Linked DNA regions of Homo sapiens: region 2 is linked to region 1. A link is a loop called in an ENCODE intact Hi-C map of the cell type or tissue named here. Cell type or tissue: mammary epithelial cell. All regions are shown on one strand. Each heading gives the region's core, and the rest is flanking DNA. Links, peaks and the distances in the headings are about the cores only.

Region 1 (5,374 bases), core at 227-5,226:
TCTGCAGGGACAGAAAGCAGTTCAGTGGCTGCCAGAGAGAGGGTTTTCTCAGGGGGAAGAGGCCTAAGAAAACTTTTGTGGGTGATGGATATGATCCCCCTGTTGATTGTGGTGACAGTTTCACAGATGTAAACATATGGCAAAACTTATCAAATTATCCACTTTAAATATAAGCAGTGTATTGTATATCAATTATACCTCATTGTGGCTGTTTTAAAAAGATGACTCCAAGCTTAAGAAAGATAAACCAGGAGGGGTAGATCATGCCTGTAATCCTAGCACCCTGGGAGGCCGACGTGGGTGGATCACTTGAGCAACCTGGTCTTAAGCTCAGGAGTTCGAGAGCAGCCTGGGCGATATGACAAAACCCTGTCTCTACAAAAAGTACAAAAGTTAGACAGGTGTAGTGGCATGGGGCTGTAGCTCCAGCAACTCTGGGGGCTGAGGCAGGAAGATCGCTTGAGCCCAGGAAGTTGAGGCTGCAGTGAGCTGTGCACATACCTCTGCACTCTGGCTGGGTGACCAAGCAAGACCCGGTCAAAAAAAAAAAAAAAATAGGGGTTCCATGACTCTAACAACCCCTCCCCGCCCAGGGTGTGCAGGGGAACTGAACCAAGAGCCTCATTCCTGGCCTTGCTTTTTCTGAGCTCAGGCCCAGGGCTTTGCACAAGCTCAAATGTGCATTTTACAAAGGCAATCAGAGCAGCCTGTCTCTCCTCTCTGATACTTCTGGGCCCTCCACATCGCTACCCCCATATTTAAACGGAAGCTAAGAGACACTACTATCTATGTGCTTATGAAACCCCAGCTTCACTCCACCCCCACCCTGGGAAAGACTTCAAATTCAATAATTCTAAGGAGAAAGATAAGCACAAACAGATCTATTTTATTCCGTGTACAAAGTTCTAACAGAAGAAATGCCTCGCCCAAGATAGAAGTTGTTATTTCTTTCTTTACTGAGAGGTATTTGCCCCTTTGCCATAGTATAGATGAGAACAGGAAAATACTTGGGATATCGCTGAGGGTCACGTTATCTGTTATAATGAGGTTTGGCTCCATGGAATAGAAAAGTTGTTTTCATACTGCAAGGATTTCTTTTCATCACTTTGTTAAAGACCCGGAATAAACAGTCAGGAACTGTTTTGGCAGCTCTGTGAAGTCATCAGGGTTTCGGCCTTCTGTTTCCTCCAGCATGTGACATCCATCCTCAAGGTCACATGATGTCTGCTGAAGACTTGATCTAAGCAGTAGAAGGAAGAAAGAGGGGAAGGCAAAGAGAGGGGCCCTGGATGTCCTAGAAGATAAAAGCCAGGCTACCAGAGAGGAAGTCAGGTGTTTGGCCATTTGGAGTCAAACAGATAATAGACACTGGAACCAATCCTGGGATGGCATTTAGGCACCTTGGAGGGTGTGCCCTAAGAGAGCTGATCACTGGAGCTGAACAGGGCCTCTGGGTACAAGGACCACATAACAGTATGGTGCTTAAATTTTCCCCTTTTCTTGAAAAGTTGCTGCAAAGCGCTCCCCTCCTAAGTTCTGGCCCCGTCTTTCCGGGACTGTATTAGAAGTGCAAGCAGGGCCTCTCCTAACTGTGGACCAAACAGGCACTGGGAGACCCCACTGACACTTTCCCTGAATACCTCGCATCTTCCTCTGAGCACTCAGCTACCCAGTGTGTCTGATACCCATGGTGATTTGGGTATGTGGGTGGATCCAAGCAAGACAAAAGTTTGCTGTTCCTGAACACACACTTGAAAAGTGGTAAGGTCTCAACAAATTCATAAAAGTGAGTTCAGTATGTTATCATTAGGGGGAGTAGTAGGAAAGTGGTAGGAGGTCTGTTCAACAGTGGAAGGTTGGAATCAGACAGTAACAGCCACAGAGAAGGTAGTCAAAGGGTGGTTGCTGTCATCAGACCAGGCTCTCCTGCCCACCAACCGCAGGCCACAATCCCAGCCCTTCTCTCTGATGTCAGGAGCTGGGGAGCATCTGCCTTGCCAAGCCTTGTGCGATCGGCTCCTGGCAGCCTCACACCTGGTAGGATGAGGGACGGGGAGTGAGCCAGAGCCCCTCTGCTAAGCATAACTTTGGTAAGTGGGCAGCCTGCCCCTGAAGAATCAATACTGACAGAGCACTGCTGCCTTCCCTGCTGACCACACAGGGACTACGGGACCTTTCTCGGCTTTGGCACCCTAGCCACACGATGCCCCAGAACCAGTTTCTACTCAGCTCTGGGCTCTCCCACCACTGTCAGTGAATGAGATCAGAGTGAATCCAGCCGTACGTCACTCCTTAATACATTCAAAAGCACAGAGGACGTCCCTGGATGCAAAATCAGGAGAGGGTAGGAGCCCTGGAAGGGAATATCCTGCCCAAGTGCAGTACTTCACTATAATTATTACAGTAATACACTATTTCTGTTTAAGACCATTTCAAAGGGCACTAACTGGCATAAAGTAAAATAAGTCTGCTTCCTCCCCACACCTAGCTGCACTCTCTAGGGACCACCATGTATAGCTTCTGGTATACCTTTCAGAAATTTTCTATCCTAGTGTATTCTGTTGAATGCATGTGCAAGGATTTTACTTATAGATCATTCAACTAACAATAATCACTAATTTATAAAATGCATATTATTGACACTGACATTGGAGGTGGAAAAACAACTAAAAATGATAAAAGTGAACGTTTAATTCTTCCAGAGTGCAGTTTTTGAAATGACCACCAGGTGTCAGAGTTATCAACAGTAATCCCCAAATTACGACTGGAAAGTTACAAGAACAGAAAAGTGCCTGGCTGGAAATGAGACCGCGAGATTCCTCCCTTAACAGGATTCCTTGGCCCTTTGGCCCAATATTTCGTCTACTTAGTGTTGCAGGGAGGGAGGAAGGGAAGCTACAGACAAAAAAAAAAAAAAAAAAAAAATCCCCAGACCACAGATTCCCATTCAGTTGGGTACCCTTTGATCTTTAGAGAAGCTCTGTGAAAGCACTGTTAAATTTTACATGGGAAATGTAAAGGCTAGGCAGAGTCAGTCCTCCTACAGCTGCAAGGCTACTTTTGGAAGCCAGAGCTATCTCCTTCCTTCAGTAGGGGCGGAGAACAGAAGAGGACACGGACACACACACACACACACACACACACACACACACACACACACAGAGAGAGAGAGGAGGGCTCAGCTACGGCCATCCTTGTTTTAAAAGGGAAAATCCAATTCTGTTTGTAGGAGCACCTCCTAGTTTACCACCACCATCTCTTACTCACTTCCCACTGACTCCTCACATGCACTTCCTCTACCAGGCCTGACCTGCCTGCTGTCCTGAGCTGCTGACCTAGAAACATTCGACCTCCATGCTTGAGAGCAGGGTGTGGACCGTCTCCCCTCGCCACATCCAGGCTGTCGTCCAGGGGCAGTTACACCACCCTTCCTCCAGGGCAGAGGCCTGAGCGGGGTGGCCTTGCTGCTCCCACGCCCTGGCACCACATGCCTAGCTCTTGTAGAGCCAACATACCATGGAGGGCTCCAGGCGACTCCCACACAAGCCTCTTCCTGTATCTTCTTGGATCACTGATACCTGCACTGGCAGACCAGGAGAGTGAAGCAGTTACGACAAGGCCTTGTGCAAGGAGGGCACGAGAATGGCACAAGTGGCTGCAGAGTGAGCTAATGTCTTCCCTGGGAGGGCACAGCTGAAGAGTGTCAAAAAGACAGGGGGAATCTTTGGCCGGGCACAGTGGCTCATGCCTGTAATCCCGGCACTTTCGGAGGCCGAGGTGGGAGGATCTCATGAGGCCAGGGGTTTGAGACCAGCCTGAGCAACACGGTACAATCCTATCTCTACAAAAAATACAAAAATTAGCTGGGTGTGGTGGCACGCACTTATTGTCCCAACTGCTTGGGAAGCTGAGGTGGGAGGATGGCTCGAGCCCGGGAGGTCCAGGCTACTGTGAGCCGTGACTGCACCACCGCACTCCAGCCCAGGCAACAAAGTGAGACCCTGTCTCCAAAAAACACTTAAAGAAAGAAAAGAAAGGGGAATCTTTACATGTCCCATTGGCACTTGTCTAGGCTGCTCCCTGGACCACATCTCATGTCTGAGCTATGGGGCTAGGGAAGGGATCAGACAGGATTCAGACCCCCTACACACTGGAGCTTTTTGTGGATGGAACGTTGCTATGCAGAACAATGCAGAGCTTGTGAAAAGAAGCAGGAGGTGGTGTGAGGAGAGGGGAGCAGGGAAGAAAAGAGTGCCCTCTTCATGGACCATATTATGCATGTTTCAATCCTACTTGAGATGTGACTTCCACGATTTCTGACAGATTAAGGTGACCTTTTTATGTGAGTTGAGTAACCACATCTGCTAAACTGGCACATCCCATATTCACCACATGAAGCAACAGTAATTACTTTAGTCACTATACACTTTAAATGCTATATATAGAGAATTTAAAATGATACACCTGTGGTGCCACAAATATAATGTCAGTTATTATTAAAACACTGGTAGTATTCATATTCAATATGACAATACACTATGTTTGATGTTTCAAACATAAGGTTCAAGCCAAATGCTTCATATAAAAATATCAAGGGGTAAAACAATGTTTATACCTGGACCACCATTCATTTACCATGACTGATATAGTAACTGTTGCTTTAATGTGGCCGACACAGGTTTGGCAACTGAGATTTTCCTCCATTATCTTATAACACATAAGGGGTACAGAACAGAAAGAACCTCTCATAATGCTATTCCTATTATATCCCCTTCCTGAGTAGGGTCAGACTAAGCCTTGGGCAGGGACCACCCAGCATCACCCTCATCTACACTGGGTGTGTCTACCTCAAGGAAGGGTTAATAATGGGCCTCCCCTCTGGGCACTGAACTCACTGTTTGGTGACATTTGGATAATCCTGGGTCTACTAGATTCCTGGTAAGTCAAAGAACATTCCAAACCTCTCCAAAGTCTTCCTATCAGTCACAAGTTCTACTTCATTAGGCCATTCAGATGGTAAGGGTTTCACAAGGCCAAGACAGACTTCACTGGTCTATGTGTATCCTGAGGATGGGGTGGTGAGAGGAGGAGGAGGGTGGATTCAGGCCCCCACCTCACTCATTCAAATACAGATGGTCCCTGACCTATGATGGTTCAGCTTACAATTTTTCAACTTTATGATGGTGTGAAAGCAATACACATTCAGTAGAAACCATACTTTGAGTACCCATACAACCATTCTGTTTTTTTACTTTCTGTACAGTATTCAATTACATAATATTCGACATTATTATATAATAGGCTTTGTGTTAGATGATTTTGCCCAACTGTAGGCTACTGTAGTGTTCTGAGCACGTTTAAGGTAGGCTAGGCT
Region 2 (5,374 bases), core at 72-5,071, 290 kb after region 1:
ACATGTACCAACAGTCCTGAAAGAGGCTATACATCATGCCCCTCAGGCTAGGGAGGTACAAGTGTTCTCATAAGTTTTGTTTGTTTTTGTTTTTACAAGCTCACAGCTAAAATCGTGTTCTCATAGTTTTTGAATGCACTTCAAATGCACTATAATTTTTTTCTTTTTTTTGAGACGGAATCTCACTCTACGTCCAGGCTGGAGTGCAGTAGCGTGATCTTGGCTCACTGCAACCTCTGCCTCCCTGGTTCAAGTGATTCTCCTGCCTCAGCCTCCCAAGTAGCTGGGATTACAGGCATGTGCCACCACACTCGGCTAATTTTTGTATTTTTAGTAGAGATGGGGTTTCGCCATGTTGGCCAGGCTGGTCTTGAACTCCTGGCCTCAAGTGATCCACCCACCTCTGCCTCCCAAAGTGCTAGGATTACAGGCATGAGACACTGCACCCCACCCACATTAATATTTTTGAATAGGTTGTGACTATAATAGGAGCTTCTCTCCATGGCTGGTCAGCCTATTATTTGACAAATATGTTAAATTCTGCACAATGAACTATTTTTTTTGATACAGAGTTTCTGCTCTTGTTGGCCAGGCTGGAGAGCAGTGGCTCACTGCAACCTCTGCCTCCCAGGTTCAAGCAATTCTCTGGCCTCAGCCTCCCGAGTAGCTGGGATTACAGGCACATGCCACCACGCCTGGCTAATTTTTGTATTTTTAGTAGAGACGGGTTTTCACCACGTTGGCCAGGCTGTCTCAAATTCCTGACCTCGGGTGATCCGCCCGCCTCAGCCTCCCAAAGTGCTGGGATTACAGGCATGAGCCACCGTGCCTGGCCCAGAACTCTGTTAACCATCTTTACAGCAAACTGCAGATTTAAATGGTAGTTCCTTAAAAGCCCAAACTTTGAGGTCCAAAATATTTGGGAATTCCAGTATATTCAGGCATCATTCCCTTTTCCAAACCTGCCCTTGCAATCATATTCATCTATGTGGCATGCCCAGATTAGGGAATCCACTAATTTTATGATTTTATCCTTTGCTAATTAAGCTGAGATTTGTCCTCTTGGCAAATCTGTTAAAGCCAATGAATAGTCAGAACTCTCGGGAGTTATGTCAGCGTAGAAAAATTGATGAATTATCCCCATTCCCATCCCGACCTGTGGTCAATGGCTTTCATAGCTTTCTTTTTCCCTCCCTTCTTCCCTCTCTACTTTCCTCCTTCCTTCATTCCTCCTTTTCCTTCCTTCCTTCCCTCCCTCCCTCCTTCCTTCCTTACTTCTTCCTTCCCTCCTTCCTTCCTTCCGTCCTCCTTCCCACCTTTCTTCCTTCCTTCCTTCTTTTTTTTCTTTCCTTCCTTCCTTTCTTTCTTATTCTTTCTTTTCTTTCTCTCTCTTTTCTCTCTCTCTCTCTTTCTCTCTCTCACTTTCTTTCTCTCTGTCTCTCTCTCCTAAGCAGTCATTTTCTTCAAATTATATTTTTAAGTCAAAGAATTACCCCTCCTACGCTCCATGAAAACCTGATGAAAAGGGGATTGTTATGATCAAACTATAAAAGTTAGAGACAGAAAGAATAATAGAGATTAACAGGGGTTGGGGAAAAGGGGAGTGGGGAGCCAGTCTTTAATGAGTATACAGTTTCTGTTTGGGATGATGAAAAATTTCTGTGAATGGATAGTGGTGATGATTGAACAACTTTGTGAATATACTTAATGCTGCTGAATTGTACGTGTAAAAGTGGTTAAAATGGTAAATTTTGTTATGTGTATCTACCATGATAAAAAATGAACAGAGCCTCAGAGAAATTTGGGACATCATTGAGCTCATCAAAATACAGCTGATGGGAATACCAGAGGAGAGGAGAGAAAAGGGCAAAAAAAAAAAAAACAAAGGAAAAATATATCTAAAATGATCTAAATCTGATGGAAACATTAATCTACACATCCAAGAGATGCAGTGAACCCAAGTAGAGGCCGGGTGCGGTGGCTCACGCCTGTAATCCCAGCACTTTGGGAGGCTGAGGTGGGCGGATCACGAGGTCAGGAGATCAAGACCATCCTGGCTAACACGGTGAAACCCCGTCTCTACTAAAAATATAAAAAATTAGCCAGGTGTGTTGGTGGGCGCCTGTAGTCCCAGCTACTCAGGAGGCTGAGGCAGGAGAATGACGTGAACCTGGGAGGCAGAGGTTGCAGTGAGCTGAGATTGTGCCACTGCACTCCAGCCTGGGCGACAGAGCGTGACTCCATCTCAAAAAAAAAAAAAAAAAAAAAAAAAGAACCCCAGTAGAATGAACACAAGACAGAGATCCACACCCACATGCATTATAATAAAATTCTGAAAGCCAAAGAGAAAATCTTGAAACAGCAAGAGAAGAATGACTCATCACCGAAAAGGAGACCCTGATATGATGAACAGGTGACTCCTCATGAGAAACAGTGGAGGCCAGAAGGCAGTGGGATGGCGTATTCAAAGTGCTGAAAGAAAAAACTTATCAACCAAGGATCTGTGTCTAGCAAAACTATCTGTCAAAAATGAGGGCAAGGGGTCTGAGTGTGGTGCCTCATGCCTGTAATCCCAGCACTTTGGGAGGCTGAGGAGGGCGGATCATGAGGTCAGGAGTTTGAGACCAGCCTGACCAACATGGTGAAACCCTGTCTTTAAAAAAAATACAAAAATTTGCCAGGCGCAGTGGTGCGCACCCATAGTCCCGGCTACTCAGGAGACTGAGGCAAGAGACTCACTTGAACTTGGGAGGCGGAGGTTGCAGTGAGCCAAGATTGCGCCATTGCACTCCAGCCTGGGCATCAAGAGTGAAACTCCGTCTCAAAAAAAAAAAAAAAAAAAGAGAAAAGAATTTCTTTAGAGAGAGTTGGTAGCAGGTTGTGCTGCCCATCCTTGCTGCACACCCTCTGGTGGCAGAAGGAACTGTTGCTTTGTTAATTACAGCCAAGTGAAGAGTTTCTCAGAACCATTCCTCCAACTTGACTTTTGTGTTTGGAGAGACACAGGGACTGGTACCTGACTTGGACTTGAGCATGCCTAAAGGTGAGGGGAAATCAGAAGCTGTCCGTGGTCACTGAGTATGGACAGAGGGTCTCTGCTGATAGTAGCTTTTCTGCCAGGTTGATCAGGTATAGGTGGACCAGATGTGTAACCGTTTGACAAGGGCTAGATTTGGTTGCTGTCTATGGCCTCATAGGTCATGCATCCTAATGCTTCTTTTTGAAAGAACATTTACCACCAGATACCTAGGGCTAAGGAGGGGTTCCTATGAGTCAGCTGTATGGTAACTTGGAAGAAAAATTCATGGTGAAGGTAACCCGTGAGGAGATTATTTAAAAACCAATGGAGGGCTGACAGCAGTGGCTTATGCCTGTAATTCCAGCACTTTGGGAGGCTAAGACAGGAAGATCGCTTGTGGCCAGGAGTTTGAGGCCAGCCTGGGCAATGTAGCAAGACTCTGCATCTATCAAAAATAAAAATAATTAGCCAGGCATGGTAGTCCCAGCTACTCAGTAAGCTGAGGCAGGAGGATCACTTGAGCTCAGGAGTTCAAGACTGTAGTGAGTGATAGGGCAAGACCTTATCTCTTAAAAAAAGAAAAAGAAAGCAACAACAACAGTGGAAAATGCCTTGGGGAAAACAGCCCCAAAGTGTGATCTCTGCCTCAACCAAGAGACACACATGACAGATTCCAACCATACCAGTAATGCAGATTTTTTTTCTTTATTCTGTCTCTCCTCCCCACTGAGTTAGACAGCAGAGAGTCTTGCAGGAGGGGGAGGAGGAAAAGCAAAGAGAATAAATGGAAGACATCCTCCTTCCTGCCCTTCTCCACTGAAAAGGAGAAGCCCAACTCAAAGCTTCTCCGAAGTCCAACTCAGGCCTGACTTACAGAAAGAAGAAAGAAGCGGGAGGGCACAGTGGCTCATGCCTGTAATCCCAGAATTTTGGGAGGCCAAGGCAGGCAGATCACCTGAGGTCAGCAGTTCAAGACCAGCCTGTCCAACATGGCGAAACCCCGTCTCTACTAAAAATGCAAAAATTAGCTGGGCTTGGTGGCAGGCACCTGTAATCCCAGCTACTTGGGAGGCTGAGGCAGGAAAATCGCTTGAACCCGGGAGGTGGAGGCTGCAGTGAGCCAAGATCGCACCACTGCACTCCAGCCTGTGCGACAGAGCAAGACTCCGTCTCAAAAAAAGAGAAAAAAAAGAGGAAAGAAGCTTTAATCAATTGAGACAATAAAGTCTTTCTTCGGATCGGGCTGGATTTTTTAATAACTGGATAAAGGTGATTAATTTGTTAGTGACCAGGAGAGTCTACAAGGCTCTGGGATCTGCCTGAGATTCCTTCTGGGATCAGGGCAGAACAATGCAACAGGACAGTCTAAAAGAGCAGTTACTGAGAAGAAATGAATCTGCTTCCATTTGCACCCTTCCAAGTCTAGCTCATGCAAAAGCAGTTGTACTCAGATGACTATTTTACTCACCAGCAGCCACAGCTTATGAAAAAGGAAATTGACAAAGGAAGAGGGTGAAGGGGCATAGGCAAGAAGAAAAGTCTTGAACTAGTGAGCACTGAAATCAAAACCGCAGGCTTATGGTTAGAGAAATTTCCCCCATTTCATGTATGAGGAAGCGAATACTTCCAGAATGTGAGTGACGTGTCTTAGATCACACAGCTTAGAGTGCAGCAGAGGCTAAAAAGGGACAAAGGTTGTCTGGTTCCAAATCCCAAATAGAAGATGGACTCGATCCAGAGGTGACTCATGGTGGGGAAGGCAGGGGTCCAGGATCCAGGAAAACACCATGAACTGATAGAGCAGTTCTGCAGGATGAAGTAGCTTTTTCTATCTGTGTGAAGCCAACAATATGAATGAGTGGAGAAAAGAGCGCATAGCTTTCATTCTTCCAGAGTCTGAGTTTTGCAGGGGATTGACTGGGATTGAGAATACATTTGCAAGATATTTTGTTTTTCTTCCCAGGCTTTTGGTTTTTAAGAAAACAGTCTGGCCAGGCACAGTAGCTCACGCCTATAATCCCAGCACTTTGGGAGGCCAAAGCGGATGGATCACAAGGTCAAGAGTTCGAAACCAGCCTGGCCAACATGGTGAAAACCCGTCTCTACTAAGAATACAAAAATTAGGCTGGGCGTGGTGGCTCACCCCTGTAATCCCAGCACTTTGGGAGGCTGAGGTGGGTGGATCACCTGAGGTCGGGAGTTTGAGACCAACCTGAGCAACATGGAGAAACCTCATCTCTACTAAAAATACAAAATTAGCCAGGTATGGTGGCGCATGCCTGTAATCCCAGCTACTCGGGAGGCTGAGGTGGGAGAATCGCTTGAACTCGGGAGGTAGAGGTTGCAGTGAGCCCA

Evidence for each region. Peaks named below come from ENCODE experiments on the same cell type or tissue, not always from the same donor. Only the 100,000 strongest peaks of a DNase experiment are listed, where the experiment ranks them.
Region 2: a loop joins it to region 1, with 8 times the contacts of the local background. A loop is called at or near these places in 4 of 110 quality-filtered maps.

Annotation. Positions count from the first base shown.
Region 1 is chr1:224,455,063-224,460,436 of GRCh38, reverse strand. It overlaps a transcript of CNIH3 not described here. Among named protein-coding and RNA genes, the nearest start is that of WDR26, 23 kb to the right of the region's middle. In mammary epithelial cell, for the core only: CTCF peaks have their summits at 2,726 (motif pointing right) and 3,434; DNase peaks (open chromatin) are centred at 2,806 and 3,236; H3K27ac peaks cover 1,742 bases.
Region 2 is chr1:224,168,393-224,173,766 of GRCh38, reverse strand. No RefSeq gene overlaps it. Among named protein-coding and RNA genes, the nearest start is that of DEGS1, 12 kb to the left of the region's middle. RefSeq lists enhancers at 2,707-3,676, 3,677-4,646. In mammary epithelial cell, for the core only: a CTCF peak has its summit at 2,906 (motif pointing left); no DNase peak of the experiment used is centred there.